Regions from separate parts of the Homo sapiens genome. Here region 2 is linked to region 1. A link is an interaction called in ENCODE POLR2A ChIA-PET data of the cell type or tissue named here. Cell type or tissue: Panc1. All regions are shown on one strand. Links, peaks and the distances in the headings refer to the core of each region. The heading gives the core; the rest is flanking DNA. Region 1 overlaps LOC645485 (a long non-coding RNA gene). Region 2 has its middle 29 kb from the start of LINC00941.

Region 1 (15,873 bases), core at 4,990-12,989:
AGAGTATGTTTAAATCTGCCTATGAACTGGAAGCCTGTTCCCCTTTGAGTTGTCTTACCCTTCCAGATTGAACCAATGTAAATCATGCATGTATTGATTGATGCCTTATGTCTCCCTAAAATGTATGAAAGCAAGCTGTACCCCAACCATCTTGGGCACATGTCATCAGGACCTCCTGAGGCTGTGTCACAGGTGTGTCTTTAACATTGGCAAAATAAGCTTTCTAAATTGATTGAGACTTGTCTCAGATACTTTTTGCTTTACAGTGTAATAAAACAAAACAAAACAAACAAAAAAAAACCCATCCATTAGCCAGTCCTGGTCATTATTTAGATTATATGAACCCCGAACATTTGAGACAGGTCTCAGTTAATTTAGAAAGTTCATTTTGTGAAGGTTGCGGACCTACACCTGTGACACAGCCACAGGGGTTCCTGACGACATGTGCCCAAGGTGGTCAGAGCACAACTTGGTTTTATACATTTTAGGGAGATAAGAAACATCAATCAACATATGTAAAATGAACTTTGGTTCGGTCTGGAAAGGCAGGACAACTCGAAGTAAAAGTGGGACAACTTGAAGCGGGGAGGGGGCTTCAGGGCACAGGTAGGTGAGAGACCAACAGTTGCATTCTTTTGAGTTTCTGATTAGCCTTTCCAAAGGAGGCAATCAGATACGCATTTATCTCAGTGAGCAGAGGGATGACTTTGAATAGAATGGGAGGCAGGTTTGCCCTAAGCAGTTCCCAGCTTGAATTTTCCCTTTAGCTTAGTGATTTTGGGGTTCCAACATATTTTCCTTTTACATTTCCCCCCTTTTCTTTTTTAAAATCTTTTGGAGAAAGCATTTTAAAAGAAAATGAGTTCCTGGTTCCAGGTTTTGTCTGATATCTCATGGCTAGGATGGTTTATTCCTGACCAGGTAGGTCTGGTGTTATGAGGAAAGCTCATTTTTAGAAGGTTGTGAAGTCTCATATCCTATGAAGAGAAAATAGGAGGACAGGGAGGAAGAAAAAAACAACAATAAACAAAAGAACAATCCTGGAAAATTGATATAGGCCACATTACTCTGAAGTCTATATATCAGTAGGCAGGTATGTAAGTGGCTTATGTATATAAATAGGTTGCTGTTATTTTCTTCTGAAGTTTAAGTTGTCTAGTTTCAGTTCACAGGGTGTTATGAAAGCACAGCTTAATTTTCAGTGACTCCAAATTATGAAAAATGGGGAGAAAAGAAGGACAAAATCTGAAAACATTATTTTGAAGACTTGTAGCCAAGAAAAATTAGAATTCTTTCCAAACTGTAGAAAATATAAAAATTGAAAAACATTAGGCAAGTCTAGAATTTAACAACAGGTGTTTTTGAACATAATTTTTGAATTATGTTTTTGAATTAAGTTTTTGAAACATAATTTTTCTCTCTCTAGCTTCCCATTTTTGCTAAAGACAAATCATGGTAGGACTGGTTTGCTTTATTATAGTTGGCCTAATTTGTATACAGTATAGCAAAAATAATTATTTTTTACATAACCTTTTAAATGGGGTTTGATGGAACTATGTTCCATAGGAGGAATCTCAGATAAAACTTTTCAAAAGCCGAGCCCTGCCATGGATTTGTGCCATCAAATATCTATGAGTTGGATGATCCTCTCCTTTTGAGGTTCCAGTATAAACCTGGGACTCCTGGGACTTTCAGTAAGTGACATTCTTTACTTGTCACAGGTCAAAAACTGTGTATAGGAACTGTGTACACAAAATATGGGGCCAGTTTTCCCAAGGGCTTTATTGGCTCCATACTTTAAGTTTGATTCCTTAAAGGAAAGCATACCATTCCAGTCAAAGCCTTGGTAAAATAATGAGTTTTTCCAATTGTGTCCTGTTACAAATGAAAACAGATTCTTATTGCACTTATGCAAATAACTGTATTGCCGTTAAGAATACTCATCAGTAGTTTCCAAATTCTGGAGAAATCAGGTAGAGAGAAACAAATATGCTCCAAATTTTGTTTATAGGGGTATACTAAATTGTTAAAAGTTGTCAATAGTTCAAAAGAAAAGTTTCAAGACTCTGAAAAACAAAACAAAGGATCAGCAATGTCTTAAGCAAAAAGTCAAAAAAATTCCTGTTCTGCTTGATATTCATGAACATTTTAGCTCTCCATGAGTCCTGAAAGTTTTTCCTTTACCCTAATGGCACATTCTCCAAAGTTATCAGAAACCTGCATTCGAGAGCACCTGTTAGAGTTTTATAGCTGATTATAAAATCACCTTCTAAAGAGGACCAAAACAAGACAACAATTGTCCGTGGATGAGAAAACGTTTTAGGGCAGCCATAGTCAAAGACACAATTGAGAGGGAAATTTGTTACCTCTGTGGCACACAGTGATTTAACATAACAATTATAATTATTACTGATAATATACACTAAGTTATATTAGAATTGTAGGAGTTTCCCATAATTTTGGAACACATACTAGTAACATATTTATACAAACACAGCCCAAAGAAAACCAAACACCATTTCACATTTGACAATGCTTCCTGTGTAATTTTTGTAACAAATAAGCCAAATTATGTCATTTTTGGACTTTAGGGAACTTAATATCTTAAAGAATTAATTATGTCAGAAAAAGAATAATTTATAATTTGATTTTGGAAAGCCTGTGAAATATCAAAGGTTTAAAACTTGATATCACAAAATAGGATCACAGGTCAATGTAAAATAAGTCATTCATTTAACCAAAGTGGTAACTCAAAGATTTTTTTAAAAAGGTGAAAACCTTCATTCTGTGAGAGAGTTAATTTTCCAAATAATAAGCCCTAATAAAAACAGGATGAAGCCAATTAAATTTGCTTTCCTTTTTTTTTTTTTTTTTTTTTTTTTAAAAGATGGAGTCTTGCTCTTTTGCCCAGGCTGGAGTGCAGTGGCACAATCTTGGCTCACTGCAACCTCCGCCTCCCGGGCTCAAGAGATTCTCATGCCTTAGCCTCCCAAATAGCTGGGATTACAGGCGTAAGCCACCACGCCCAGCCAAATTTGTTTTTCAAAATGTTATAAACAATCTATAAAATTTTAATGTAGACCGTAAGATATAACTTCCATAAGCTTTTGATAACCCATATAACTTTTATTAAGGAGTCAGTTAATGCTTCAAGAAAACCTTGTTAATTTGACACAGGGGGCCCATATGCTGGTCTTGCTTCAGTGTGCCTTTAACATTAATGATTAATTTATAGAGAATATGAACTAATTTTTTTTTTTTTTTCAAAATCAGCCCTTACAATCCCACATGCCCACCTCTTCCATGAGAGTTCCTGGGCCTTGAATTGAAATAGCTTTAACTTCTAGCCCTGTGTCTCTGACATGCAGTTTATTTTGATTGGTATCTTCTATGGGGCCTAAAAATGGAGCTTTAATTGCTGTCAGTGTTTACAATTTAGCAGGACTTGGTGTCCTTTTTAGACCCAGAAGTCAAAGCCCTCTAACTCAATGCCTTTAAAAGTGCATACAGAGAGATACACAGATGTAATAACCTTATTTTTTTTTTTAATTTAATCTCAGTTTTTTCCCTAAGCAAACCAATGCTTTATAATAATAGCATAGTAATTGTTGTGATAACGTGTAAATCTGTTAGGCCAGTTACCAAAAATCAAAAGAAAAGATCTTCAGCAGTGCACAGAATATTATGATGGAAGAAAACATTTCCTTTAGACCTTTAAGAAAACATTATCAGGCCACTACAATAGAAGTCCAGGAAAAAAAATATATATATATGAGCTGAAAATGAGTTGAAGGAGAGCATTACTATTTCATACCCTTTAAAAGGGGGAAGAAAATGGAGAAATGCAATAAAAGTTGAACTTTGGCTTAAAAAAATTAAAATTTTTTATAATTTATTAAAGTAAATAAATCCCTTAAGAAAATTTCATTGTTCTAACCAATTATTTAGTGTATAAGTGGTTTCCTTTTTACATCATACCCAATCTCTAGAAAGCCCATTATAGTTTTACTTTAATTATAGACAATTGACCATATAAAAGTTTTTTTTTAATAAATCATTTTATTGTGACTTACAAAGGCCATTCATGACATGCTTGAACTTTCTGGTTTGTCCTGAACATCCATCTTTCTTAAACAACCAGTCATTGTATTCTAGGTCTAAATTTACCATTCAATATTCTTTCTCATATAAAATTATTTGTCTTTAAGCTTTCTTACCAAAAAAACCTCTTTATTTCTATAACTTTCTTTGTATTTCTCTTATTTCTCAGATCTGTTTACCTTGTTTTATATATAACCTTTAAATAAGCTTTGAATTAGACAAAGCTTGTTCATTTTTATTTTTTTTTGAGATGGAATTTCACTCTTGTTGCCCAGGCTGGAGTGCAATGGCAGGATCTCAGCTCACTGCAATCTCTGCCTCCTGGGTTCAAGCAATTCTCCTGCCTAAGCCTCCCAAGTAGCTGGGATTACAGGCATGCACAACCATGCCCAGTTGATTTTTGTATTTTTAGTAGAGACAAGGTTTTACCATGTTGGTCAGGCTGGTCTCAAACTCCTGACCTCAGGTGATCCACATGCCTTGGACTCCCAAATTGCTGCATGAGCCACCATGCATGGTCTTGTTCACCTTTTTTAGACAAAGGACACACTTTTTTTTTTTAAGCAAGAATGTTTTCCTACAATATATATTTGTTGGAAAATACACAAGTAATGAAATAACAATTATTTAATTTGATATATCTTTATATTCTAAATCATGACCAGTTTATCTACAAGTATTTATATCATTACCTTTACCTAATTATTTTGTTTACCTAGGTTATTTATGAAAACTGTGATAGTCATGATTTAAAGTTATGAAGCTGCCATTGCAAAATAATAACTGAGACAGTCAAAAACTATTTGACCCAACTGACTCCATCTTGCTCTTAACCTCCAAGCTGTCCTTGTTCATTCCTGGGCACAGGTGGAACTAACTTTGAGAGGAACTTCGTTTATAGTTTAGCTTTGAAACAAAGATGATAACAGTCCTTTTCCAAAACAAACCTCCTTACTGTCTGTGGACTAGACTCCCTAAAGCCACAGTATTAGAAGTTGTGGTAATCTTGCTAAATTCAAGATGCAGCTATCTTCATTAAACCCATATCAATGTCTTATTTATTAAACATTACACAAGTGAAGATAATTCTGTTTTGGGCTGGGTTTATAGTTCTGTAACCCCTGTGCCAATTTTGACACACACCTTATAGTATTTGCTAGGGATAAGTATGAAATTGCTTGATTAATAAATGCAAACAAAAATGTATGCTGGCAATTCTTAAGACATTTCTAATACTACTTTACCAATAATTTTAAAGCTAGCTTATTTATTAAAGATTTTACTTAAGTTACATAAACTTAAAAAAGCATTTGACTAGTCTTTTCTTTTTCCCTGATAAAGTATTTGATTTAAGCAATTTTATTTTTCTTTGAGCCAATTAATTAGAGCTCTTTTATATGTTTTCAGTGGTGAAACATTGTGTACACAACATATAAATACATAGACGTATTAGGCATGCTGATAGAAGTACATCTTACAGATTCATAAAAACCTTTTTTTTTCCTATCTTAGACTTTCAGATTCTTGATAACCTGTTTCACAACCCTAGGCAGTTGTCAGCTAAATAGCCTTAAATTGGCATATTAACAGAAACACCTCAGGTGTATGTCAGATAGCACAATTTACATCATAATGTACACAAAGAAAGTTTGGTGAGGTAGAGAGAAATTAAAACAGATTTAATTGCCAACTGAACATAAAACTATAGAAATTTATCATTGGATTGTATAAGGAGACCAATTTTATTTAGATAGGGACTACCTATTTTTTTTAACTGGATCTGTGAGCTCTAGGCAGGGCCTACACTGAATTCTGGGTCTCCAAAAAGAAAGAATTATTATGAGGCTAGACCATGTGATTCTTTTACACTGCACTTAAAAAATGTTTTTGGCCAGGTGTTGTAGCTCATGCCTGTAATCCCAGTACTTTGGGAGGCTGAGGTGTGTGGATCACTTAAGGTCAGGAGTTCGAGACCAGCCTGGTCAATATGGTGAAACCATGTCTGTACTAAAAATACAAAATTATCTGGGTGTGGCAGCACACGCCTGTAATCTCAGCTAATTGGGAGGCTGAGTCAGGCAAATCACTTGAACCCAGGAGGTGAAGGATGCAGTGAGCCAAGATCGCGCCATTGCACTTCAGCCTGGGCAATAGAGTGAGACTCAATCTCAAAAAAATTTGTTTTTTAAACAAAGACGGTTCAGACTAAGTGTCTAAACTACACTCTTTCTTAAAAACCCAATACCTATTTTAGTAAAAAAATCAGGTGAAAACATAATTCAGTCAACTGAGAAGAAAAAACCTCTTGCTCAAAAAAAAGACAAGGTCCTAGGAGAGAACAACAAACAACAACAACAACAAAAAATGAAGGCCTTTTAAATACAAACATGCACGTATGCACACATACACATACACACACATATCGGATGTTAGCCTTTTAATTAAGCTGACTTTTAACCATTGAACTGCTTTTAAAAAAAATCCTTTTAAATCTCATTACCATATTTTAGCTAGGAAAACTTGCTGCTATTTCAAAAGTACCAAGTAACAAACCAGAAAGGGCTTGATTTAGGAACCAAACCCAGGCTGTGGTGGTGAAAAAAAATATAAAAGCAGGACCTTAGCTATCGAACTGCAGCATAGAATGACAGCCATTGCTCTTTCACTTTGGTCTGGCTAGCAAAAAGGTGGCCTTGTTATGTAAATAAAGCCCCTTAAGTACTCAAAATCAAAAATCTTTTTTTTCCTTTTGTTGGCCATTTTTCTCCTTCTACCATACCACCTTGTGTGTGGGGGGGGGGGAGGGGGTGGGGGGTGGGGGAGGTTTTAGCCACTTTAGAGGTCTTGTTCCTCATAATTTGGAACTTTCCTTCAGATTTGATCAAGTTGGATAGAGTTGGTCAAACCCAATGGGAAAAAGACTGAAACAACAACAAAAACAGAAACAAACAACAACAACAAAAAACAGTTAAGCAAAACAAACGATCATGCCACTTACATGATTACTGAGCACTCTAATGGTAAGAAGAAATTAAGACTAGCTGGTTGTTAATCTTAACTTTAGCCAAGACATACCCCAACTCAGTTACTTACCTAGGGATAGGTCTCAGGCTGTAGACTGCTCTCTACCATCCTAGAAGCAGGAGAAAGACCTCATTTTCCCTTTTAGAAGCGAGCTCAAACTCCACAAAGGAGTTACCTGCCTTGGATCATCATGGAAGCAGGAAAACTTGCCTTCCTTGTTGGAAGAAAGTAGAACTCCAAAAAAAACAAAAACAAAAACAAAAACAAAAACAAAAAAACAGGGACTTGTAAGGCAAAATAAACTTTAGATCTAGATTAGATCTTGGCCAAATTTTGGGAGATCAGGGATTCTCTGGAGGGGGTGCTCTCACACCTCAGCAAATTGTCCTGTTGGTTTGAGCCATAAAGTTAGCTCATGCTGGTAGCAAGCACCAGTAGGAGATTTGTCAAAGGTCAGGGGCATCTCCACTCAGAATCCCTCTGTGGTTACCAAATGTGAACCCCCAAAATTTGAGACAGGTCTCAGTTAATTTAGAAAGTTCATTTTGCCAAGGTTGAAGACGCATGCCCATAACACAGCCTCAGGAGTTCCTGATGACATATGCCCAAGGTGGTCAGAGCACAACTTGGTTTTGTACAGTTTAGAGAGATATGAGACCTCAATCAACATATGTAAGATGAACATTAGTTCGGTCTGGAAAGGCAGGACAACTCGAAGTAAAAGCAGGGCATCTTGAAGCAGGGAGGGGGTTTCCAGGTCACAGGTAGGTGGGAGACAAGTGGCTGCATTCTTTTGAGTTTTTGATTAGCCTCTCCAAAGGACTCAATCAGACACACATTTATCTTAGTGAGCAGAGGGATGACTTTGAATAGAATGAGAGGCAAGTTTGCCCTAAGCAATTCTCAGCTTGAATTATCCTTTTAGCTTAGTGATTTTGGAGTTCCAAGATATTTTCCTTTCACAATTATATACAGTTAACAATACTGAATGAAAGGTGACAGGCAAACATAATTGCTTCTGGATGCAGATGTTTACATTTCTTATACCTGAGATGCTTATGAATTGGAATTGAAGAGTGAATGTTGAGCAAAATTTATACCTGGTTTAGCCTTGCCACAGGGCTGGGTAGGGCAAACAGCCCAGGCCCCTTCACTTATGACACATTTACAGTTGCCCTCTGCACCTTCTCCTATCTTCCCACTGAGTACCTTCCAAGCAACAGATACTGTGGTGATTGCTGAGATCTGACAAAGAAAAAGACTACCACTCAATATCTGAAACAAAAAGCTGAATCTAATGGTGCCTGAAGCACAGTCTCCTCCAGTAAAGCAAGGAGCTGATTGTCTATAGAAGTTTGTGGAGCATGAAGTTGAGGGATTGGCAGAATTTCAGAGGTGGGAGTGGGTTCGTTGTTGCCAGCTAGGGAAACTTGGTTGTTTAGATGAGATTGTTGTGGATTGGCTGGCTTTCAAAAGCATGGGGCTGTTTCTGGCTAGATTTCACAAGTGTGTTCGCTTAGGTAAGTTGCCATCAATCCACCAGACCAGATTATTTTATTTTATTACTTTTTGTTTTTTTTTGAGACAGGGTCTCACTGTGTTGCCCAGGCTAAAGTACAGTGTGCAATTACAGCTCACTGCATCCATGAACCCCTGAGCTCAAGTGAACCTCCAACTTCAGTCTCCCAAAATGCTGGGATTACACATGTGAGCCACCATGCCTAGCCCATTAAACCAGTTTGGAACTGGTTCTGGTGGTTACTTGTTGCCATAACTGCAGCACGTTTAATCTTTTCCCAGGAGTGTCGGAATTTTTTTATTTTCAAGTCTCTGCCTTCAAGAAAATCATTATCTATGTGGGGGATAGCCATGCAAACTATACATAGAGACAGCATAACAGAGAAGTTAAAAGCACAGTTTTCTTGCTAAACATAAAAGATTGGTGACTTGCATTTCCTTCTGTTCCTTCCTGAATTTTCACCTAGATGACACTAAAGGGATTTTAAAAGGCATAAATCTAAGAGAAAGAACATGAAGGGAGACAACAGGAGAGGGTAGAAGAACAGCTGAGAGATGCCAATTAAATTTTGGAAGCCTCCAAATCAGTTTGCAATTGCTAACTGATCTAGCAGACCAGAGAAAGCTGAAACAATACTGCCTGCAGAGAGGGAAGCCAAAAAGAAAAACCCTGCCTTAAAACCCTGGAAAATCTCAGGAATAGGTAGTATTAGTCATCTCTGAAGGTAGGGGTAAGAAGTGAGGCTGAAAACAGAAGGATGGATTGAATATCTGTGAATGAAGCAGTTAGACCCTTATATCCCTTTCCATACCATAGGCAGACAAGTAACCCAGCCCAGCAGAAAATGGAAAGGTATTGAATTGAGGAACTCAAACTCAGGCATAGGTGAAAGGCAGGAAGCTCTGCAGAAAGTAGGGGAAATAAGTGGAAATTGATATATCTCAAAGTAAGACTCTAAAGCCTCCTTCCTTACCGTGGCTTAGAATGTTGGCATCTATAACACCCACCAAAGTATGAAACTGGAAGGAGAATTTCTCCTGAGGAAAATGGCCATGCCTAGAAAAAAGACTTACAGATGCTGACACATTTCTGGGGAGGTTTTCCCTAGGGAATAGCTGGGGCCCTACCGAATCATTCTTCAATAAGACTATAATTCAATACATTGTACTTCTCCACAAAGGTTTTGTTTTTAGGTTTCAGTGCCTCACTTTTAGATATAAATGAATAGGTAAGAATCATCAGACACTTGAGGAAAGTTTCCAGCATAAAGAAATAGAGATAAAACAAACAGGAAAGAATGTGGAGGAAACTGAGACAATAAAGGAATCAGAAAAGTTAGGACCTACGATTTATGGTCTCAGAGAGATAAAAGAAGCTATTGCATTCATGAAGAAAAAATGAGACGTTTTTTAAAAGCCATATGTAAGCAAGCCAGGTTCAGTGTCATGCACTTGTAGTCCTAGCTACTTAGAAGGATTGCTTGAGCCAGGAGTGTGAGTCCAGCCTGGAAACATAGTGAGACCCTGTCTCTTTAAAAAAAACCTATATAAGATGTATTAAGTAATACCATAGAGAAATATATAAAGCTGCATAAGAAGACTTTTGAAAGTAGAACTTAACCCTGTCAGGAGGAGATAGGAAAGGTTTCATAGTAGTAGAAAGCTGAAACGGGGTATAAGTGGATGAATAAAGTTTGACAGGTGACGAGTGGGAAGAACATTCCAATGTAGAAAGGTATAAGCTGTAACATAAAAGTCTGAAAGATATGTGTTAGCAGAAAGAATGTGAGCCAAGAATTTATATATTGTGCTTAGTTGACTTTCAAGTATAAGGCCTACAGATCAATTGTTATGGACATTTAGGATCTCAGGGAATATCGCTCCCATGAACTCTTCCTGAGGAATGTACTAGAAAATTAGCCTCAGATAAGCAAAATGACTAGAGAGGCATTGACATAATGACTGGTGGCACTGGTCCTTAATAGGTCTAACATCACAAAAGAGAGATAACCATACATTGTGTACATCCTACTGCAAGAGCATGGCAAGAGCATAGCTGTGAAGCAGCAGTGTCAAGAAAATTAAGCTTAAGTCTAATCATGATGGAAACCTAAGATGGGTGGACACTAAACTGAGAGAAAATTTGGAAGCTCCCAGACCCTGGGTTCCATAAGGAGAGCGAGGGAAGGGTAGGAGTGAAGAATGATGTGAGACTCCCAGTGCAGGTCACCTTCCAATATTTAATCCAACATTTTTTAATCTTTAAGCTGGTGACACCTTTGGATATTGCCTATGATCTCTGAATCACACAATGTTGCTTTGCCTTAATTTTGGCTCTCTGATGAAGAAGATTGAATTAATCACACAGCTCGATTCCTAGTACATTATCATCATTAGTCTGAGCAAGGTCCTTCTCTTGTTTTATTTATTACCTATTAACCCCATTTCCCACTTGCATCTCCTTCCTCTCCTATAGGCAAACATTCTAGTCTTTTTAATGTGTTTTTGTTTTTTTGCTTGTTTCTTTATATCATGCTTACAAAACGGATATCTTTGTATGCATGTGTATTTTTGTTTACAAAAAAGTGCATCATATACATCTTAGTCTTGGGCATTATGCTTTAAGTTCAGCCATGTTGCAATGTGCAAATCTGATCTATTGCTAATCTACTCTTCCAGTGATGGACACCAAGATTATCTATTCACTGTACCACAAATATTGTTACAATGTACATCTTTGCATATGACCCTTGGGACATATGTGACCTGAGACTATGGACCTGAGACTATCTGAGCACGGGAAGGAGCTTAAATACTGCCCAATATTCATTCAATGTTAATCAACAAGTATTTGTTGAATGTTACTATAGTACCAGCTACTATTTTAGTTTCTAGGCATATAGTGGGAAACAAGATAGACAAGGTCCTTGCTCTCAAATAGCTCACTTTCTAGTGTAAAGAAACAGAATAAAGACATTTTTTACACATAATAAAAAGTCCTATGCAGAGAACGAAAACATTGTGATGTGCTAGTGTCAGAATGGCTATTTAGATTTGTTAGATAAGAATAAACATTAGAGCTAAGATCTTGAATGACAAGAAAAGGTCAGCTAGGTAAAGAGCTGGGTTAAAAGCCTCCTAAGCAGAGGACACGGTAAGTGCAATGGCCCTGAGGAGGGAATAGCCTTGACTTATGGGGAGAGCAGCAAGAAGGTCCAGTGTAGAGATGAGGAGTGTAATGGAAGAGAAGTGTATTCGTTATCTATTGTTATGTAACAATATTACCACAAATGTAGCAGCCTGGCACGGTTTAGCTGGGTCCTCTGCAAAGCTGCAATCAGGGTATTGGCCAAAGTAGGGTTCTCATGGGAGGCTCATCTGTGAATCTGCTTCCAAGCTCAAGTAGTTGTTGGCAGAATTCAATTTTTTGCAGGCTCTTGGCTGTAGGGCCTCAACCTCTTGCTGGCTGTTGGCTAGAAGCTGCCTTCAGTTCCTTGCTGTGGGGGCCTTCCCATTATGGCTGCTTGCTTCCTCAACATCAGCAAGGGAGAGAGAGTTTCCCAGCAAGAGAGGTTACAGTCTTGTGTAAGGTTATAACAGAGGTGATGACCCGTCATCCTGGCTGTATTTTGTTGGTTAAAAACATGTCCAGGTCCTGCCCACTCAAGGGGAGGGAATTACACTGGGATGAATACCTGGAGGTGGGAATCATGGGAACCACATTAGGGACTGTCAGCCACAATGAGGAAACAGGGGTGGAGGTTGCGGGAGGGTTTATATCATGAACACCATCTTAAGTACTATAGTATGAATTTGTTTTTTCTAAGTGAGGTAGAGAATCATTAGGAGACCTGAGCAGGAGATTATATCATATTTTAAATTCTTAACTATCCCTCTGCTTCAGTGTCTAAGAGAAATTGTAGTGGGGTCAGCAGGGAAACAAGAAATTCATAGGAGGCTGTTGCTGTAGAGAGCAAACAGTGGCCTGGCTTCAATGGAAGTGTATATAGAGAGAAGTGGACAGAATTGGGATATGCTTTCAAGGTAGAGTTGATAGCACTTGCTGACAATTTATTGGGGGACTGTTAACAGACAAATTTAGTAGTTTGCCCAAGTTCACAAACTATCATTAGAAGAGCTAGAATTAGAACTCTGCCTGCCTGGTTCTTAGTCCCGTTCTCTTTCTACTATGCCATTATAGATGCATGATATATCCAGTACATCCTCTCTATACTAACTCTCATTGCCTGCCCTTTACCTCTTACCTTCAAATTTTGCTTTAAACAAATAACCATTGCACAGGCTGCTCTGAAGAAGATGCATTGTTGCTGCCACTCTAAATAATGTTTTTAGAATTGGTAACATTAACAGTGATAGTGTCAGGTAGGGGTAGCAAAAGGAATGATCTTAGAGAAAACATGCCTACTCCAGCATTTGCATTAAGCTCCTGTGATGCCCCCTCTACATATTTATAGAAGTCTGGGTAGCCCAAGCTACCCAGCATGGGAAAAGAGACTATGCTGTCTTCTTGATTTGCGCTGTCCTGAGTTGTGGGGTTTTTGTCTTATGAATTGTTTATATAGTGCCCTACTTCCTTTCCCTAGGCTGTCCTAATCCTTTCATGGCATATATTCTTCCTTGGCTACTTTTAGAGTAGATAATGGCTCATGAGCAGAAACTGTTTTTGTAAGAATAAGGACCAATTACTGAGTATGATATGACAGGCAATGTGCTAAGTACTTTACATCTATTAGCTCATTTAATCATCAAAACACTCCCATGAATTATAATCTTATTTCAGAGGAAATAAAACTAAAGCTCTAAGAAGCTGACTTATTAGCTAGTAGTTTACTTACCTGCATCTGAAGGTGACTTTCCTAGAAAAAAATAATTTGCCTCAATAGTGAAACATTCAGCATTTAAGTGAAGTTCCATTTAGTCTTTTTTCCCCCATGTTGTTTTACTTACTAGTTGTTAGGCATTTTGAAAAAAAAAAATTATGAAGCCTTTAAAAGTATATATCTTTTAAAATTTCCTATGAAAATCAACATGTTTATTTTCCGTTCTTCTCCATGGCCCCAAGATAATTTCAGTGCCAACCTACATGAATAATATGCATGCTCTCAGGATTCCTGCTGAGATTAAGGGAAATATTCTTATTCTAAAAGTAAATAATTTGCTGAATTTTTTTCTGGCACAGACATCTGCTTTAAAGCTTTAATTAATGTTGCATGGCTTTAAAGAGACTAGTTTCCAATAGCCCGAAAAATATCAACATTATGATGAAGATGAAACAGATGTAGAACACTCAGATCAAATAAGGAGCTCAATTATCTTTGGAAGGTAAACGTTGCTGACGCCAACTTTTGCTTCCTGATACTAATTACAAACAAAAAGAATCCGAGGAGGGCAATTCAGATGGGGCAGCTGGGAGGGGAGACTGGAAAGAGAAGTAGGGAAATGCCATAGAAAAGGTAAGGCAGCCAGTGAAGGTACTTTATTTACCAGCTACCATGTGGAAAAACCCTAGGAGGTAATGTAACATACAAACCTCAGAATTATCCCACTAGAGGGATGATGGAGCTGGAAAGTCAGGGATGAATGCTCCTTGTGACTTGTGTGTATGGTGGGGGGTTGAAGGTAGTGGTGTTCATTTTCTGTGCTTTTGACCTTCCTATAATCCCATAAGACGCCTTGTTCAGATGGGGATGGGACTCTGAGGCACAGAGACTGAGCAGATATTGACAGTCGGAAGTCACAGGAACACACTGACAGGTCTGGGCTGGCAGCAAATGCTACACATGCTGTGTTAATGATGGGGAGGATAAACAGGTTGCATATGTTGCTGATGGGAGTTTACATGTGGCTACCTCTATGAAAATCAATTTGGAAACACCTATCAAAGGCATAATTGATCCAGTAATACTACTTTGAAGGTTTTCTCCTACAGATATATTCATAAATGTGCAAAATGATGTATGAATAAGGTTATTAATTGCATAATTGTAAGGCAAAAGGTTGGAAATATCCTTAATATTTTTCACTAGAGGACTGGTTAAATTATGGTACCTTTATTTTTTTGTATACATTTATGAGTTCCAAGTACAATTTTGTTACATGCATAGATTGCCTAGAGATCAAGTCAGGGCTTTCAGGGTATTCATTTCCTGAACAACTTACATTGTGCCCATTAAGTAATTTATGATACATTTAAATGCAATACTGTGCTTGTTTGAAAGAATGAGGAAGCTCCTTGTATAATGGTATGGGGTTGATTGCAAAGATAAACTGTTAGGAGAAAAAAGCAAGATGTAGCGGTGTTTGTAAGTGAACATTTGGATTAAAAAATGGTGATGGTGGTGGGAGACTATACTTGTTACATGTGCATAAAATCTATGGAAAGATCCACCGAAGATAGTTAACACTTGTTAACTCAGAGGAAGGGAACTGAGGACAAGAGTGAGGGGATACTTTTCCTTCCGTATAGCAACTGTATTCCATTACCTACTCAAAAATAAAATGTAAATAATTTACAAAGAACATTGCATCTTGGGGGCAGTTGGGACCTGCTAAATTTTGTTTTAATCTTTCACTGAATATGTGATCAGACCTGTTGGGATGGACAGGCAGTTGGGTGGGATGCAGAGTTTCAGGGAGCCTAAAGGGAGAGACAATGACTGGATAGAGAAGCAACCAAAGTTTAGTTCCCAGGGCCAAAGCGCCAATCAGGGAATAGTATTCAGCTATTAACTTGTCAGGGAATGTACTTGAGTAGGTAGGGGACTCAATCTGAAGGTAAATGGTATCAGGCTACCTGTTTTAACTGCATTTTCTTAGATTCTGTATGTCTATTTGGTATCTACTTATCGCAGGGTCAAACCATAAGTAAATATGGTAAACCATATTTACTTTTGTCCTGTAAGTCGGCTTGCCGGGAACTCATGTGCAGACCAACTGAACCAAGGTTGTGGCTCCACATACCTTCTTATCTAACTCTCACATACCAAGCCACTGTTTGCCCTACCCTAAATCATCACAGGGCCAGGTATCAGGCAACTACATATCACCCCTATAGCCCAAAGCCTATTGGAATTATTCAAACTAGCCAATCCTAAACTGTTTCCCCTGCTCTGCCTTGCATTTGCTGCAGAACCCCAGTAAGGGCTCTGGCCTATGCCTTCCCCTCACTCCTGCTTCTGTCCCCGCAGAAATCTGCATGAATAGAGCCTC
Region 2 (15,873 bases), core at 4,835-12,834, 54 kb before region 1:
CTCAAGGATAAGGGCAGGTCTGGCTCCAGGATTGCTCTTGCTCAGAATGGGCCAGTATGTCCTGTGGGTCGTGGTCCCTTCAGAAGTGGTGTTGCCTGCCCTCTGCCATTCTGCGTCTTCAGCTCAGCCCACTGTGTCTTTCCAAAGCACAGGCCATATTCTTCTCCTCCCGTTCTACCTGGAGCTCCCATGGCTCATCTTTCCTTCCAACTGGGGGGGTAGTGATATAGTTTGGATCTACCTCCCCACCCAAATCTCATGTTGAATTGCAATCCCCAGTATTGGAGGCGTGGCCTGGTGGGAGGTGACTGGCTCATGGGAGTGGATTACTCACGAAGGTTTAGTCCCATCCCCTTGGTGCTGTCCTTGTGATAGTGGGTGACTTCTTGCAAGATCTGGCTGTTTAAAACCATGTGGCACCTCACTCTTTCTCTCTTGCTCCTGCTCTGGCCATGTGACATGTCTGCTCCCCCTTCATCTACTAACATGATTGTAAGTTTCCTGAGGCCTCCCTGGAAGCCAAGCAGATGTCAGCATCATGCTTCCTCTACAGCCCACAGAACTGTGAGCCAATGAAACCTCTCTTCTTTATAAATTACCCAGTCTTAGGTATCCCTTTATAGCAATACAAGGACAGACAAATACAGGTGGGTAGCCCCGAGAGAGCTCTGCCCCTCCCCTGTCTGAGTGTCTCAAAGCCAGGATCTTTTCCTGGTACCCTCAGGTGCTTGAGGATAAAGTGGCCCCCAGCATGCAGGGTCTATAGAAAGAAAGATGGAGGGAGGTACTGAGCTGAGCACTGCTAGGAAAAGGAAGAACACTTAGCTCACACCTCAAGAAGTTGTGACTAGGTGAGCAAAAGCCCCCATCCCAGTGGGGAAAGTGTTACCTCCCAAGGCACATCCTGGCATAGGAAGATCTGGAGCTCAGGTGGGATTCAGGCTCAGCAGGGCCTCAGGCTCACTATCCTTTGCTCAAAGACACTATCAGAAGAAGATATCAGGAACTTCTCAGCTGTGCCAAACAAAGGCCCAAAGGCCCAGCTGTCTACAATGGAGGGGAGGGACAGCCTTCTCTCTAGGGCCACACTGCCCTATATCGTATGGCCCAGGACCCTCCTTTCAAGTTGGTTCTTTGCATACTCAAAGCATCATCTCATCTGTTACTATATTTGTGACTCACAAGAAGCTTTTGAGTCAGGCAGGGCATGTGTTAACCCAATTTCATAGAAAGGGAAACTGAGGCATAGGGTGGGCTAAGTGATTTGGGCTAGAGTGAGTGGGGGTCAGAACTCAGATCTTCTTGGATCCAAATCAGACACCCTTCTCCCACGTAAAACCCTCACCCTAATCTTAACACTTTTGTGGCTCCATGGCTTCCTCAGTGATTTTAGGAGGAAAAAGGCCACAGCAAGTGTGTTGGTGTGCACATGTGCATGTGTGCCTGTGTGCTCGTGTGCATGCCTGCATGTGTATGTGATGCCTTACTTGCTGAGGGAAGGGCAGGAGGGTTGGCAGTCTCTGATTTTTTGTCTGGATCTCGGACATTTTACGTGCCACTCCTGAGACAGCCAGAGACCTGTAGTGTGTCAGGACAAGGGGTCTCAGGAGGAGACATGTGAAGTAAGGGTGAGTGAAGACCCTGAGTCCCACAGGGAGTCCAGCCTGTTCCCCACAGAGATGTGAGCTCTGCAGTCCTCTGCCCAGGCCAGCCAAGGTTTGGGGAAGGGTCTGGGGGAGGCAGGGGCAGATCCATGGAATTTCTCCTCTGGACATGATTTTGGGAAGAAGAGGAGATCAAATATTATAAAACATCTGCACAGCATGTGGCATCTCATTAGGGGGATGGGACCACACCCATATCTCTCTCTCTCTCTCTCTCTCACACACACACACACACACACACACACACACACACACACACACACGACTCCCTTTTTTAGCTTGGCCTTTCCTCACCAGGAAAACTTTCAAGCATTCTTTTTAGGCTGTAACCAATAGTCATCAATATGTTTTCCAGTGAGACTCAGTGCACACATCCATATATTAACAATTAACAAATTTTTTATGCAAAGCCTTATAATAAAGTCCCAGAAAAGGACACTGTTGGCAAATCTAGGGCTGAGATTTTTGTTCTTGCTGGAATTTTTGGAGTAGAGTGTTTAAACTGCAGACCTAGATCCATTAGGAGGTCGTGACATCAATTTGGTCAGCCCTTTAAAAGAATTGCACAGTGTAGCACAATAGGAAATATCAGAGTGCATCAAAAGTCACAAATGTTAGTATTATGTGGTGAAACATTTGGTTCATTGCCAATATGTGTGTGTATCTAGAAAGTCTCCTTGTAAAATGCCTTGATGACAGTGGGTTACATTAAAAAACATTAAAGACACACTGTTTTTAGAAGCTTTCCTGAAAGTACTTTATATTGAGGAAGGACTAGCTTTTTAGGCTTGTGAAGAAAGGAAAGGTGTGGCTGGAGGTGAAGGGAGGGAGGCCCCGGGCCCCTCAGGGGGTTGGGGGGAAAGGCTCCAGACAAGCTAGCACAGCATGTGGCTTCCTGGGGTCCAGAGCTTTCTGGTCCAGAATTGGGTTGGAGGAGTAGCAGAAGTGTCTCCTGTCCCCCTGATGAAGAAAGAAGAATCTAGTGAATAAGGAAAAGCATGGAAATAGTAGAGACAAGGAGCTCTTGACAAATCCATCAACCACCCTGTGCCTTCATGTCCCCATCAGCAAAATAGGATGGTGGGGGTGATAGACCTTCATGTTCCTGACAAAATGAAACACAGTCAACACAAAACCAAAAGAAACATTGGAAGCTTCTTAAGAGATGACATTCCCTAAATTGATTTTTGGGGAATACAAACTCATGCACAACCACCTATCCTAGAAGTCAGGAAAAGTGTATGCTTTAACCCATTTTGGCTCTTCTTGAGTGCCTGGTGCATGCAGGCACTCTGATAGGTTGTGAATAAACCAGTCCCCATACTCAAGGAGGTTTTCCAAACTAGTTAGGAAGCTAAGAGGGTCTCAGAAGAGGAAGATAACATGGAGAGCTCTAACTAATTGCCCACAGGGTGGTACAAACCCTGAGGGGTACAGCCATTCAGAGAAGGTTGAGGGCAGGATGAGCTTAACATGTACGATGCACAAGGTCAAACAGCTGGAAGTGCAAGAGTAGGGGTGACTTGTCTAAGAGGAAATATAATAGGGAGGGCTTGACTAGTTGAGAATGAGAGCAAGGCTTGGAGGCATAAGAATGTGAGGTCTCACTCAACAAAGGCTGTTGCACGTCTGTAAAGACTCAAAGTCACTGTGCCAGGAACAAGGGTGGATTCACAGAAGATCAAGGCAGCAGTGTCTCTCCTCAGGGTGGGGGTTGCACCAGGGACCAGCAAGTTGATGGCTTCATCTGCAAAAGGAGGTTAAAAGGCAACTGTGCCTCTCAGACTGCAGGCCGACACACTAGGGATTGTGAAATCAATATTTTAATGAATGAGAACAGACTGAAGTAGACTAGAACTTACCAGTGTGCAATGTATTCACACTGGAAATTTAGCTGCACAATAATCCATCCACCGACATGGAGAAATGACCCAAGAAACTGCCAGCAACATGGTCAAGAGTAGAGAATGGCATCCAAGGAAAACATGTCAGGGAGATTCCCTGGACGGAATACCTCTTGGCCTGGCTGGCTCCAGCTGAGATACTGAAATGCAAGATTCCATTAGGTGCATCCGTGCGTGATGGGAATGTGTCAAATATATTCTCACTGTGAGTCACCATCAAAAGACCTGGATGCCATTGACTTAATACCTCCCAAGATTCCTTACAGTGCATCTAGTTGCTGACTGAATGATTGTATGCTTGTTGTAGGCAGCTGCTTATGTGCCCTTGGTGATGAAGAGGTTGGCAGGGCAGGGAGAAATGGGGGGTGGCTGATAAGTCTGGGTTAAAGTTGGAGAGCAGCTGTGGCACATAGCAGCAACACATGCAAACACAGGAGCCGAGGCCTTTCCCTGAAAGAACCTAAAGGGCCTAGAATGTTTTCAACTCTCTTGACACCTTTGACCTGAGACTGCCTTCACTGTCCTAAATCTGAAATGCAAGTTCATAGGACAGGCTGTGGATGAGGAGCTGGAAACTCCCAACCAGCAGGTCTGGAGACATCTGTGATGCCGGGGGCACGGTGGAATTTCCTGGGAGGGAAATGCATCAACCTGTATGTAAGCACAATATGGGGGGGCAGGGGGAGGATCTCTTCACTAAGGAAAAGAGCAAACTGCTTTCTGGGGGTGGCAGCTGTCCCTACGCAGTGGCATTTCTCAGCCTCCAGGAACGAGCCCCAAGAGTTCTGTGTTCCAGGCTCTCCTACCGGGGTGATGAAAATCAACAATTGACACCCCCAGAAGAGGACAAGAGAGACATCTGGCAATCCCTGAAGACGGGCTCCCTCTGCTCTGCCTCACTATTAAACACACACATTGCTCTCCAGATGTGGCCAGTGGTCCCCTCTGAGGGGACACCGGTCAGTGCTGAGGGTTGATTGAGAGATCATGGAAACCTGACTCAAACAACCTCCCCAAAGTGGGCTGGGCAGATTTTCAAAGTGGCGAAACAGAATTCCAAAGGCAGGATGTGCCCAGATGGGCCTTGGACATATGCTGCACAGTATGTCTCAGAGATAAGGTGACAGGGTGGAGAAAGGAGGTGTGCCTGGGGCCACAGACATTGCTCCTCACGCCCCAGCTGGGTGTGAGCCGTCTCAGGCTAGCATGCTCTTTCCCTGCCCTGTTCCTGGTTCTCTGGCTGGCTTTGCAGGTCAAAGGGCCTCCTTCTACCTGGAATGTCTGAAGTGACAGAAGAATTTAGGGGGACACATCTCCCAGAAGACGGTCCTGCCCTGCGTCTACTTGACCCTCTGGTGGCTCATACATTTGGACAGGCTGCCAGCCACCACCCAGCAGGATAGATGGTCCCCAGGATGAGGGACAAATCCCCGAGAGATCAGTCAGTCTTCCCTGTCTCCAACTGCTGGTACCTCCTACCCCTGGCCCTAACGGCCCCTCACTAGGGCTGCCCACTCTTCCTGGGCAGGCGAGAGCCTTAGCAAGGTCGGTAATGTCATAAGGTGGATCTAGGAAATACTGCTGAGTAGGAACTCTTCCCAGGATCCTGAAGAATCAGCAACTGCAGGATCTGCCTGAGCTATCTTCTTTTGGTGCCACAGATGTCTCCTCACCAAACAGGCTTAAGCTGTGGGGCACCCGTGCAGATGGAGTTTGAACACACTGGAAATTTAGCTGCACCACAATCCATCCACCGACATAGAGAAATGGTCCAAGAACCCGCCAGCAACGTGGCCAAGAGAAGGGAATGGCATCCAAGGAAAACATGTCAGGGAGATTCCCTGGATGGAATCCCTCTCAGCCTGGCTGGCTCTAGCTGAGATAGTGAAATGCAAGATGCCAGTACCAAACGTATTCTTGGTATTTAGGACTACTCACTTAAAGAGTTATCGAAGATCATTCTATTAACCCCAGGCAAGATGAGGTCTAAACCTTGGTTTCCTGAAGTTTTACTCATTTAATTATATATTCCCTACATGGACCTAGGCTTTAAATAATTTTTTTTTTACCCAAAGGCATTCAGCTGCTAATCGAAGTTCATAATCTGCATAAGATGACAAGTGTGACCCAACTGACGTCAAAGAAATGCACTGTTTTGCTTAGCCCAGGTGGCGTTGCCTAAAAAGGTATGATTTCCACTGGGCTTTCCAAAATATTGAACATACCTTAAACTTTTCCTAGATCTCCAGGGACCCAGGAGCCCCAGGTTGGGACCATGATGAGCTGGGATAGGGACGTGGCAAAATGTGGGGACACTGTGTGCGTTATTCTAAAAGATTTCTTTTTTCTTTTATTATTCTTTTTTTTTTACTTATTTTATTTTAAGTTCTGGGATACATGTGCAGAACGTGCAGGTTTGTTACACAGGTACACATGCGCCATGGTGGTTTGCTGCACTCTAAAATATTTCTAACAGTTGATTTCCCCCATCTGTTCTCAGCCTGCTGGTAGGCAAGAAGGTCATCTTTATTTTGTACTCCTCTTTATCCCTTTCTCCGCCCTCCCACCTAGGTGGTGATCTTCCCATTTTCTCCGCCTCTCAGAGCTGGGCTTTCCCCACACAGTGTTGCTCTCTCCTGGGAGCACATCTCGTCAGAGCAGCTGCTGCTGGGGAGCCTCTGCCAGGGTGGGTCGTCAAGGCTGGTCCCTGCCCTCAGGATGCTCAAGAACATGCTGGGACAGAGGACACGATATGTAAATCGTTTGATTACAATACAGTGTAAGACTTAAACTATGGATCAACGACAACCTGAGCTAGAGGCTGATGGGGCATTGTTAATGGCCCAATTAATTGCAAAAATTAAAACAGCAAATACTGGTTTGGTCTAGCTCTGTGAGATGTGCACTGTACTTCTTCACAGACCTTATTTTGCTTGAACCTCACACCAACCCTGTAAGGTGGATTGATAAAGAGGGCATCTGTGTTCTGGTTTATAGAAGATACAGGCATCATCATTCTCTATTATACTGATGAGAAGACCAAGAGTGAGAGAATTCACAGCTACTAGGTGACAGGGCCAGGGCTGAAATGCAGATTATCTTGATTCCACTCAGCCACAGCTTTCTGAAGTTAGAGGAGAAGCAGGCCACATTGCACTGAGATAACATAAAATATATTTTGAGATGGTTGAGACTCATGCCAGGTCTGATGAGGTAGGATTGAGATGGGTGAAAATGATGGCATGTGAATCCCAGGTGGGTGGAACTAGCTGGAAACAACAGCTGCAAAGCAGTGGTTGCTCAGAAGCAGGGGCCTGCCTTGCCTGGCGCCAACCACTCCCAACAACTCCCACTGTTTGTGTGTCCACAGGCATTTTCAGCGGTGGGCCTGAGCCCTCTTCTTCAGAGAAGCCATTCCCCTGCCTCATTCCCAGGCCATTCTCCACCACCCCTGCCATAGCCCCCAGCCCAGGCAGGCCCTGCAGCTGATTCCCACCCTGTGCGGGAGGTGGCTGAGTCCAGCAAGGACCTCACCAGCAGTGTCCTGTCCAACCACTGCAGCTCCTGTGCTGAAGACACCACCCCCTGGCACAGGGTTGGCAGCACAAACCAAAGAGCCCGGCCTATCTTCTCCATGGTGGGCAGCCAGGCTGGGACCCTAGGAGGCAATTCCATGCCAGTGCCAGCAGCCTGGTGAAGTGGTACATGACTCCCCATCACACAGCAGACAGGGGAGGGAGAGGCCATGGGCAGCAAGGGGACTTGGCATGCGGAGCTGAGAAGGGAGAACCTGGCTCTTTCCAAACTGATGGTATGTCAAGCCTCTGAGCCAGAAAGACCCTCCCTTCCCTCTCAGGGCTATAGAAGGATGGCTGGCTTGGGAAAATATGACCACACAAGATGTTACTGGCTCTCTTGAGGCTGGGCCTGATACAGGCAGAGAAAGAAGCTACTGAGAAAAGTATCCCTACCATAGGCCGGTAAACCTCGAGAAAGGCCTCGAGGCTCCATCGTATGAGCCAGCCATGTGCTGTGATTGCACAAGATGGAAATGTGATTTTGGACTGTATTTATGCACAGAGAAGGTCAGGATCTGTGGTGCTCAATGCTGACTGCTCATAAGAATCACCTGTGGTGCTTTGGAAATCCATGACAAGTGAAACTGATATTTTTAAAAGCCCTTTGATGATTCTAACGCACAGCCAGCTTGAGAGCCGCTTGTCTAGCTAGAACAAGAGAGCTTTCAGTTCCACTGTACTCTGCCTGGTGAGAGCATCTAGAGCATCCTGGCACCATATTTTAAGGGACCTTCAACAAATTGGAACAAACCCAAAAGAGGATGATCAGGATGGCAAGGTCCCTAGGAACCATTTCATAGGAGAACTGGTTGAAGGAATTAGGTAAACCAGGAAAGGAGATGACTTCAGAGGCTGTGCTGGGCATCTCACACCTGCAATGGGAGGCATGGGGAAAGGGTCACGCTCCTGGAGCAACTAGCTCAACGGACAGGCGGGGACATTTCAGCTGACATGAGGAAGACATTCCCAACTGAGCTCTCCCAAAATGAGGGGGCATTTCCTAAAAAGTAGCGAGCCTCCCATCACTAGACATATACAAGCAGAGATGGTGCCCATCAGTCATCAGGCTGTCATGCAGGAGATGGGGAGTTAAACCAGATGGCTTCGAAGGTCCCTTGAAACTCCAAAACTCTGATGCTTTATGTGGCCTTGTTATCCTTTATTCATTTCACAGATCTCTCCTGAGCACCTACCATGTGCAGGTGCTGTTCTAGGTGCGGGGACACAGCTGAGAAACAGAGCCTCCGCACTAGTGACTCACATTGTGGTGAGGGGAGACAGATAATAAATAAACACGTATGCAACGGGTCAGGAAGGGGCAGGAGCTCCAAAGTAAAATTAGGCAGCGTCAGGAGAGAGTGATGTGGGTTGGGAGAAAGACGAATAGACACCCGGGAGGAGCTGTGCGAGGTGCGCTCTGTGGCTTCCTCCCATCCTTTGTCTCAGGAGCTTGTTTTCCCGTAGCCAGGCATAAAGCTGCCAACAGGGAGGATGGAGAAGTTTTAGGCGTCGCCTGCTGGCCCTTCCGAGCAGGTGCGTGCACGGTGTTTCCATGCATACTTCTGGATCCTCACCCCAGGAAATACAGCCAGCTGGCTATGGGCAGTGGGCTCGGGGCTACAGTTTCAGCAGGGAGAATGAAGGTTTCTTGGGAGGAATAATACGAAAGGCATCAGAGAGAAGAGAAGGGCAGGCTGGGGTAGGCCTAGGAAGCAGCAGGGCAGGCTTCCCCGTCCCTCTGTGAGCCAAGTCTTTGTTTGATGATGGCTTTTAATACCCAAGGCAAAACTTCTCTTCTCCGGCCTACACATCCCTAATCCTTCGGTTGATGCTCCCTCTCTGCTCATTTCCTACAAGCACCCCTCACAACCCCTCACACATGCGCACACACACGCACGCACACACACATGCACTGGCCCGCGAAGTTCCGCGTCAAAAGCCCCTTACTGCCACCCTCTAGAGGAGTCGAGCTCCAGTGATAATGTTCCTTTGATTCTTCATGGCCTCCAACCCCGCCCCCTAGGTTTTGATTTCAGGACTGGGGCAATTTGCTGAAGACCCGGAGTTCACAGAGGTCTCAACCCAGAAGCTGGCCTCCGCCTGTGACAGCACAGGAGACGAGGTGGAGTGCGAGGCCCACAGCGTCCTCAGCGGGGCGCCCCGCGGAGCCCTGCAGAGGCCCTCTTGCCTTTAGTGAACTGCGGGGACCTGGCCAATGCCGGCAGGGGCCAGCGCAGAAAAGCCTGGGAGATGCGCGTCCAGGGCCGCGAGTGCAGGGAAGCTGCGGGACCGCAGAGTCCGCTCGGCAGCCGGTAGTCAGGGCGCCGGGGCGTTAGGCTTCAGATTTACTTCAATGTTCCTAATGGGCTTGCTTCAGAAGTGCTCACTGTTCTCGCCACCTGAGGAACCGCATTTTCATGTATTTGTATTGGGACAAGACGCGGAGTCCGGTGTGTAAAGGGCCTGCTTTGAGGGAAGAAAGGCCGCAGCCCAGGGTGAGTTCGCAGAGACGGCGGGTGAGGAGGAGGCGGGAGATCAGGGACGAAGGGGAGGGCAGAGGCCCCTGCCTGCTCCTGGCACTGCAGGCCCTGCGCCGCGAACCTGCGGCCGCCTCTGGGGAGAGAGGAGCCCGGCTTCCTGCGGCGCTCACCAAAAGGACCCGAGAGCAAACGGGTGTCTTTCAACTCAGCTTGTAATAAAAGCATTTGCACATATCCTGTATGAGCCTCCCTGTCTCCAGAGAAACAGGGCCTGTGGATTTGGAGAAGGGAGCGGGGCAGGACTTCTCGCGAGGACCCCAGCCCAGCCCACAGAGGGAGGGCGAAGCAGCCGGAGCCGCGGAGCTCCGGGAAACAGGCGTGGGAGCCGGGGCCCAGGGCAGCAGTGCAGCTCACCCCAGACCCGGGCACAGCGGCGGCTGCCCGGCCACCTCCGCCCGCCCGCGACGGGATCACTTGACCTACACCCAGCACGCGGAGCTCCAGCCCAGCAGCTGGGCAGGCAGCCGAGAAAGGAGCTGGCGCCGCCCACAGGGAAAGGGCACCAGCGCCCACCAAATGAAGATGTGCTGAGCTTCTGTGGAGCGCTCTTTTGTTTTGTGGTTTGACACTTTTCTTGCAGTTTTCATTTTTTGATTTGTTTTGGGCTTTTTTTTTTTTTTTTTTTTTTTTTGGTTTTTATTTTCCCAGAGGAGAGGAGAGGAAGGAGAGTGTTTACAAAGTCCTGTAGCCACCCACTTTGTTTTCACTTTTGCCAGTGTAACTCGGGTTTGGTTTTCTTGTATTATTTAAATGGTTGTGGTTTCCTTTACCCAGGTAGGGTTCAATAGAAGCCTTTGTTGGAGAATTATACTAAGTATTGTGTATGCCCAATAATTTGTTATAAATCCCTTAAGTAGTAATCCTTTTTTTTTTTCCTGGCTTGGTTTAGTTTTCTAATGTAAAGGTAATTGGCAATGCACTTGATATATCTTGCACAATATAGGTAATTGAGTTGGGTTCCATTTTACCCTGGGTGTATAGGTAGGTGTGGGAGGGAGGAGCATGGGTGAGAGAGTCTTTGTGTGTGTTACACATGTGTGTATGTAGTAGGTTGTGTACATATGTCCAAATGTGTATGCACCCATATCGTGTGCCCATGGCACCTGTGAGTACACAATCCCCCTATTCTGGTTTAATTGTGCGGAGATCTAAATCTGGGACCGTTTGAATACAAAAACAGACCACTGTCTCTACTTCTAAGGTGGTAATCCATAACTCTTTGCATTTCTGTCCCACAAGATAATGCAAAAACAATGCAATAATATTCATTTTAAAATATAGTTGTGAGTTCCCTTGGCATTAAAACTATATTTTAAAAAAACACAGAGAAATTTAAGGGAAAAACTCAAGAAGGCATTTTGCTTCGATACATCTCATGTAATTTTTTATTACTTTGCTAATGTTTCTGTTGAAGAAACTTAAATTCAGGTCAGTTTCAGTATTTTTCAAATTTTTTTTAATGGAGTTACAATTGTGCCAAGTGAATATAATGATTATATTTTAATTCACTTCTTGTGTAATTTGCTGCATGTAAATCATTTTGTATTTGGAGTGTGACAAGGGTTACTTCTGAACACTTAAGTGCTTTTCTCTATGTGATTGAGGGAAAGGGAATGATTTTTCTTTTAATTTGTATGATGAGCAAAGGTATTGTTGCAGTCTCACTGATGCATCTTATTGTAGCAGTTTCTCATTGTTTGAACTAGTACCCAGGGTTCTTTGTCCTACATCCAAGAAGGTTAAGGAATGTGGATACAAGGATGAGGTTGGAGCAAAAGTTTAATAAGCTAAAGAAGAAAGCTCTCCGCAGCAGAGGGGAGTCCGAGTGGATTGCCAGGTTGCAGCTGATTGCAGTAAACTTCTATAAGCAACTGCTCTCCTCCCTGTAACTGTTTTAGTAACTTTTTACCAGTAAAGCTGTCCGTGCAATTCCCCTTATGCAGCTGTAGGTATGTCTTTAGGCAGGCACAAAGCGCCACTTCTCTTATTTATATAACTGTGGGTTTGTTTTAGGTAAGTCCCCCTCCTCCCTGTGCCAGTTTCTGTGGAGCCCACCGTGTATATGCCTGAAAAGGGGAAGAAACTTTTTCCTGGGAGTTTGCTAATTATACAAAGAACAATGGGCTTCTCTGCAGGACCCTGTCTGCTTATCTGTGTGCATGTGCAGCCTGAGGTTTTACCCATGTTTGTTTTTGTTTGTTTGTTTTGTGTGTGTGTGTGTGTGTGTGTGTGTGAGTGTGTTTTCCTGTTGCTCTGACTTTTGAGGCAGGCTGCTTTTGCAGTCCAAGTATTCCCCAACTGATTTTTCCCTTTCCTTCTCCCTCATTATTCTGGTATCTGTAAGTCATTATTCTGGTATCTGCAAACAAGTTAGGACATTGCTGTTTTGAATATCTTGTGTTTGCTTCCATTTCCCTCAATTTTTCTAAAATCATGTGATAGGTATATTTGTACCACGTCTTACTTTGTGAAACCAAGACCTGTTTTATTCTTTCTGTTGTTTTTTGAGATGGAGTTTCACTCTTGTTGCCCAGGCTGGAGTGCAATGGCGTGATCTTGGTTCACTGCAACCTCCACCTCCCAGGTTCAAGAGATTCTCCTGCCTCAGCCTCCCGAGCAGCTGGGATTACAGGTGCCCACGACCATGCCCAGCTAATTTTTGTATTTTTAGTAGAGACTGGGTTTCACCATGTTGACCAGGCTGATCTCAAACTCCTGACCTCAGGTGATCTGCCTATCTTGGCCTCCCAAAGTGCTGGGATTACAGACATGAGCCACCATGCCCTGCCTGACGTGTTTTATTCTTGTCTTCACTCTATCCACTCGTTTTGGGTTCTTTGGCTTCATACTTCTCCAAGAACAATGCTTCACTGTGAGGTGTAGGGAGGCATTCTGACCAGCCTCTGTGTCCCTGAGCTGGCATCAGAATCCTCCACAGAAGAGGTGGCTGACCTTCTCTTTATTGCCACAGCATGGACTTCTGTCATTGGTTTCCTGGGGAAAATGTGCACTGACTGAGAGTATGGAAGTAGTCTCAGGCTGGCTGGAGGGAGGGGCCTCCTCACTCCAAGCCTCTGCTCTACTCAAACGCAGACATCAGGGGCTCAAGAAGGGAAACTGGGTGAAACCATTGTTCATCCAAAAATCAACTCTGTCATGCTCATTTCTCTATCCTTTCCTCACTTTAGACCAGGCTTTCCTCCAGCTGCCATGGAGGGGACCAGGACAAGGGAGGAGGCAGCAAGCAGGAGCTCACAGTGGTGGAAACAAATTTTGTGGGGGCAACTCTTATGCTAGTTTGCATCTCCCTAGAACATTGCCCTATGGTGTTGTGTCCTTCAAATGTATTTTGACAATGATGGTTGAAAAGCAACTGCTTTGGGGAAAATAGGACCCAACTATTCACCCTGAATTGGCTCATTGAATCTCTTGTAGTCCCAGTGTTCAGCCCCTCTTGGCACTTGTATCAGCAAGCTAGAAATTAAAATAGACCATCATCCATTCCTCAATGACGATGAGTTGTGCTTTCATGGACTGATTCATGAAAAAGTGGAGAAAGTGTCAGTAACTCCCAGATTAACTGTTTCTAGAGTCTAGAAACAAGAGTCTTTGTGGTTCTCCAAGTTCAGCCCATCTAGATTTTCTTGGTTCCTTTTCATTGCCATAAAGGTCTTCTAGAAATTGACTTTAGGTAACATCCTTTTTCTAGTTTCCCAAGGTTTCTACCACTGCGCTGCTAAGATTCTAGTTATGATGGTGATGGGGGCCCTTTTGAACTGACAACTGGTTCTTGCTGTATATTTGGCCCCTAGATGGAAATTTGGAGTTTTGACAGACCCAACACACACACACTCTCTCTCTCTTTCTCTCTCTCTCTCTCTCTCTCTATCTTTCTCTCTCTCAAAAGTTTTCTGCTGCCTTCTCTTTTGAATTTTTCATTCCCAGGTCTCACTGGACAGTGGCATGGGCTATGGGGTGGGCTCCTGCCCACAACTCCCAGGGTCCTGCCAGTTATGATCCCCTCACCTTTCCCACTCATACCCACAGGCTCCCTTCTTGTCTAATGTCAACACTGGCCAGAGTAGCCTTCCTCCCTGCACCCTACAAGGAAGATGTCAGCTGTGACAAGGACACCTTGCCCAGTGCTGCTGTGAGGGAAGGAGGTATAGATGGGAGTTCCCCATCTAGGGCAGTGGATCTTTCCTAGCCTGACCTGCTGGTCATTTAGTCTAAGACTGATGTACGATGCCTATCATCAGGATAGATTAGTTCAATGAATAGTGACATCAATGAACCACATCCATGATGTGCTTGGTGATGTCTACTCTCCACCTAAAATGGAATTTTCCCTATGACCTTGTGAAACATAATTGCCAAATCTCCTGTAGCCCTCCTGAAAACCCCTGCATGGCAGGAGAAAACAGCCAGTGGCTGAGGAACCAAAGGACTTGAAGAAGCACAACTTAAGGTCTTTGATTTGATCAACTTAATTTTTATTTGTCCTCTGAGCAGCCCTGCCTCTTTTATTTCTACATCTTGATCTTTTAGTAATTCTTCATGTGCATGGCCACAAGAAGCAAAAAAAAAAACAAAAACAAAAACAAAAAACTCCAGCTGTTTGTTTTCTGCCTGTTCCTAGAAGATTTTCATGGTTTTGAGATAAAAAGAGGAGGCTTTTTTCTAGGTTTTGACTTGGATTAGTGAAAATTTCCCTGCTATTCAGAAGCTGTTAGTTATAGCCCCCAGTGGGCTTCCCGCTGACTGGGGAATCAGGTCAAAGAACAAGAGGATGTCTCTTATCCTCCCGTTTCCCTGGTTCCAAATTCCAGGTACTTGTCTGGAGTGAAGCTGCCTATCACTCCCTGACAGCCGTTCTCCATCCAGAATGTCTCCTGACCCTCCAGCTGAAGACAGCAGAGCCAGCACAGGAGAAGCAGACCTTTCCATGCCCAAGTTCAAATCTTTCTGAGAAATAAGAACACTCTGAAAATGAGGAGTTTGGAATCATCAAAAGGGTGATGGTTGCTTTATAGAGGCTGAACGATGCACACTCAGCACTCCTAAAGGCAAAAATATAGAATAAGAATTTAGGTTAGGGATAGACTAGAACCCTGGTAATTGGGGTTTTCAGCACCATCAAGCCATTATCATAAATGTTCCAAAGGAGGATGATGGTATCTCCATGCCTACAGGCCTAGAATAATTGAAATGCCATTCTCTAGGAGTTAGAATCAGTTTAGCAAAGAGACCAAGAAAAGGGTTGTCTGGCTCCCAGAAGCCCTCTTTAAACCCCAGGACAATCAAAAACTTGCTGATAGAGTCTGGGCCAATTCTGCTTTTTAAAGAAGACCTGGTTCTGGGGTAAAGGTCAGCAGAGAGAGGACTGTGGGGAGAATAGGGGCAAGAAAAGGGCATATTTTGGCTCCTTCTGTGTCTTCTCATTGTTGTAGAAAAAAACAGGTTCTCATCGCACAACCAGGAAAGATTAGGCATGCAGACACTTTGAAGGGTGAGTGGTTACAGAATTTATTGGGCAAAAAGAAAAAAGATTCTCAGCAAAGCTAAAGGGGTTCCTGTTAAAAGGCCCCCATCTCACAGATTGAATTCCAGGTCACCACCCAGGAACAGGAGAGGCCAGGCTCCTCCCCCCTACAAACAGCACGAACTTCCTGAGGCCCTGCCCCATCCTCCCAGTGCACAGGCCAGTCGGAGGTTCTCCAGGGACCACTTTTTACTTGGCTGTCTCACCATTTTGTGGAAAGACATGTTTAGTTCACCCATCCACAGTGACCAGTGGGGTGGAGTGGCTGATATATCAAGGGTCTATATAGGAAGATTTTCAATCTGGTGGTGTTTTCGCAGTCACATTGACCTTCCTGGCAGGTGTGAGGGTCTCTACCACCCAGTTCCCCACTCTGCTGATGTCCTTCCACTCATGCTATCCAGCTGCCACATGACACAGGTCCTGTCTGAAGGCAGGCGGGGAAGCCCAAACCTGACTCACAGGGCAGCTCGCAGTTGCCAGAGTCTAGGTTCTCCAGCAGCCACATTTTGAAGAAAGACATGTCCTACAATTGTCACGGATGGGCACCCTTCCCCCTCCCTACACAGATCTCCCTCTTCCTGCTCCCCTCCCAGCTCCCAGCTCTCCCTTCTCCTTGTAGCCTGGTGAGAGGGACAAGTCAGA

Evidence for each region. ChIA-PET counts read pairs that join two places held together with the same protein. Peaks named below come from ENCODE experiments on the same cell type or tissue, not always from the same donor. Only the 100,000 strongest peaks of a DNase experiment are listed, where the experiment ranks them.
Region 2: POLR2A ChIA-PET joins it to region 1 with 21 read pairs; 5 of 35 experiments call an interaction of 5 or more read pairs at or near these places.

Annotation. Positions count from the first base shown.
Region 1 is chr12:30,762,993-30,778,865 of GRCh38, reverse strand. The region is part of intron 1 of LOC645485 (a long non-coding RNA gene); the gene reads right to left. Among named protein-coding and RNA genes, the nearest start is that of CAPRIN2, 16 kb to the right of the region's middle. In Panc1, for the core only: no CTCF peak of the experiment used is centred there; no DNase peak of the experiment used is centred there.
Region 2 is chr12:30,816,750-30,832,622 of GRCh38, reverse strand. No RefSeq gene overlaps it. Among named protein-coding and RNA genes, the nearest start is that of LINC00941, 29 kb to the right of the region's middle. In Panc1, for the core only: CTCF peaks have their summits at 10,214, 11,426 and 11,635; no DNase peak of the experiment used is centred there; H3K4me3 peaks cover 1,662 bases; H3K27ac peaks cover 494 bases.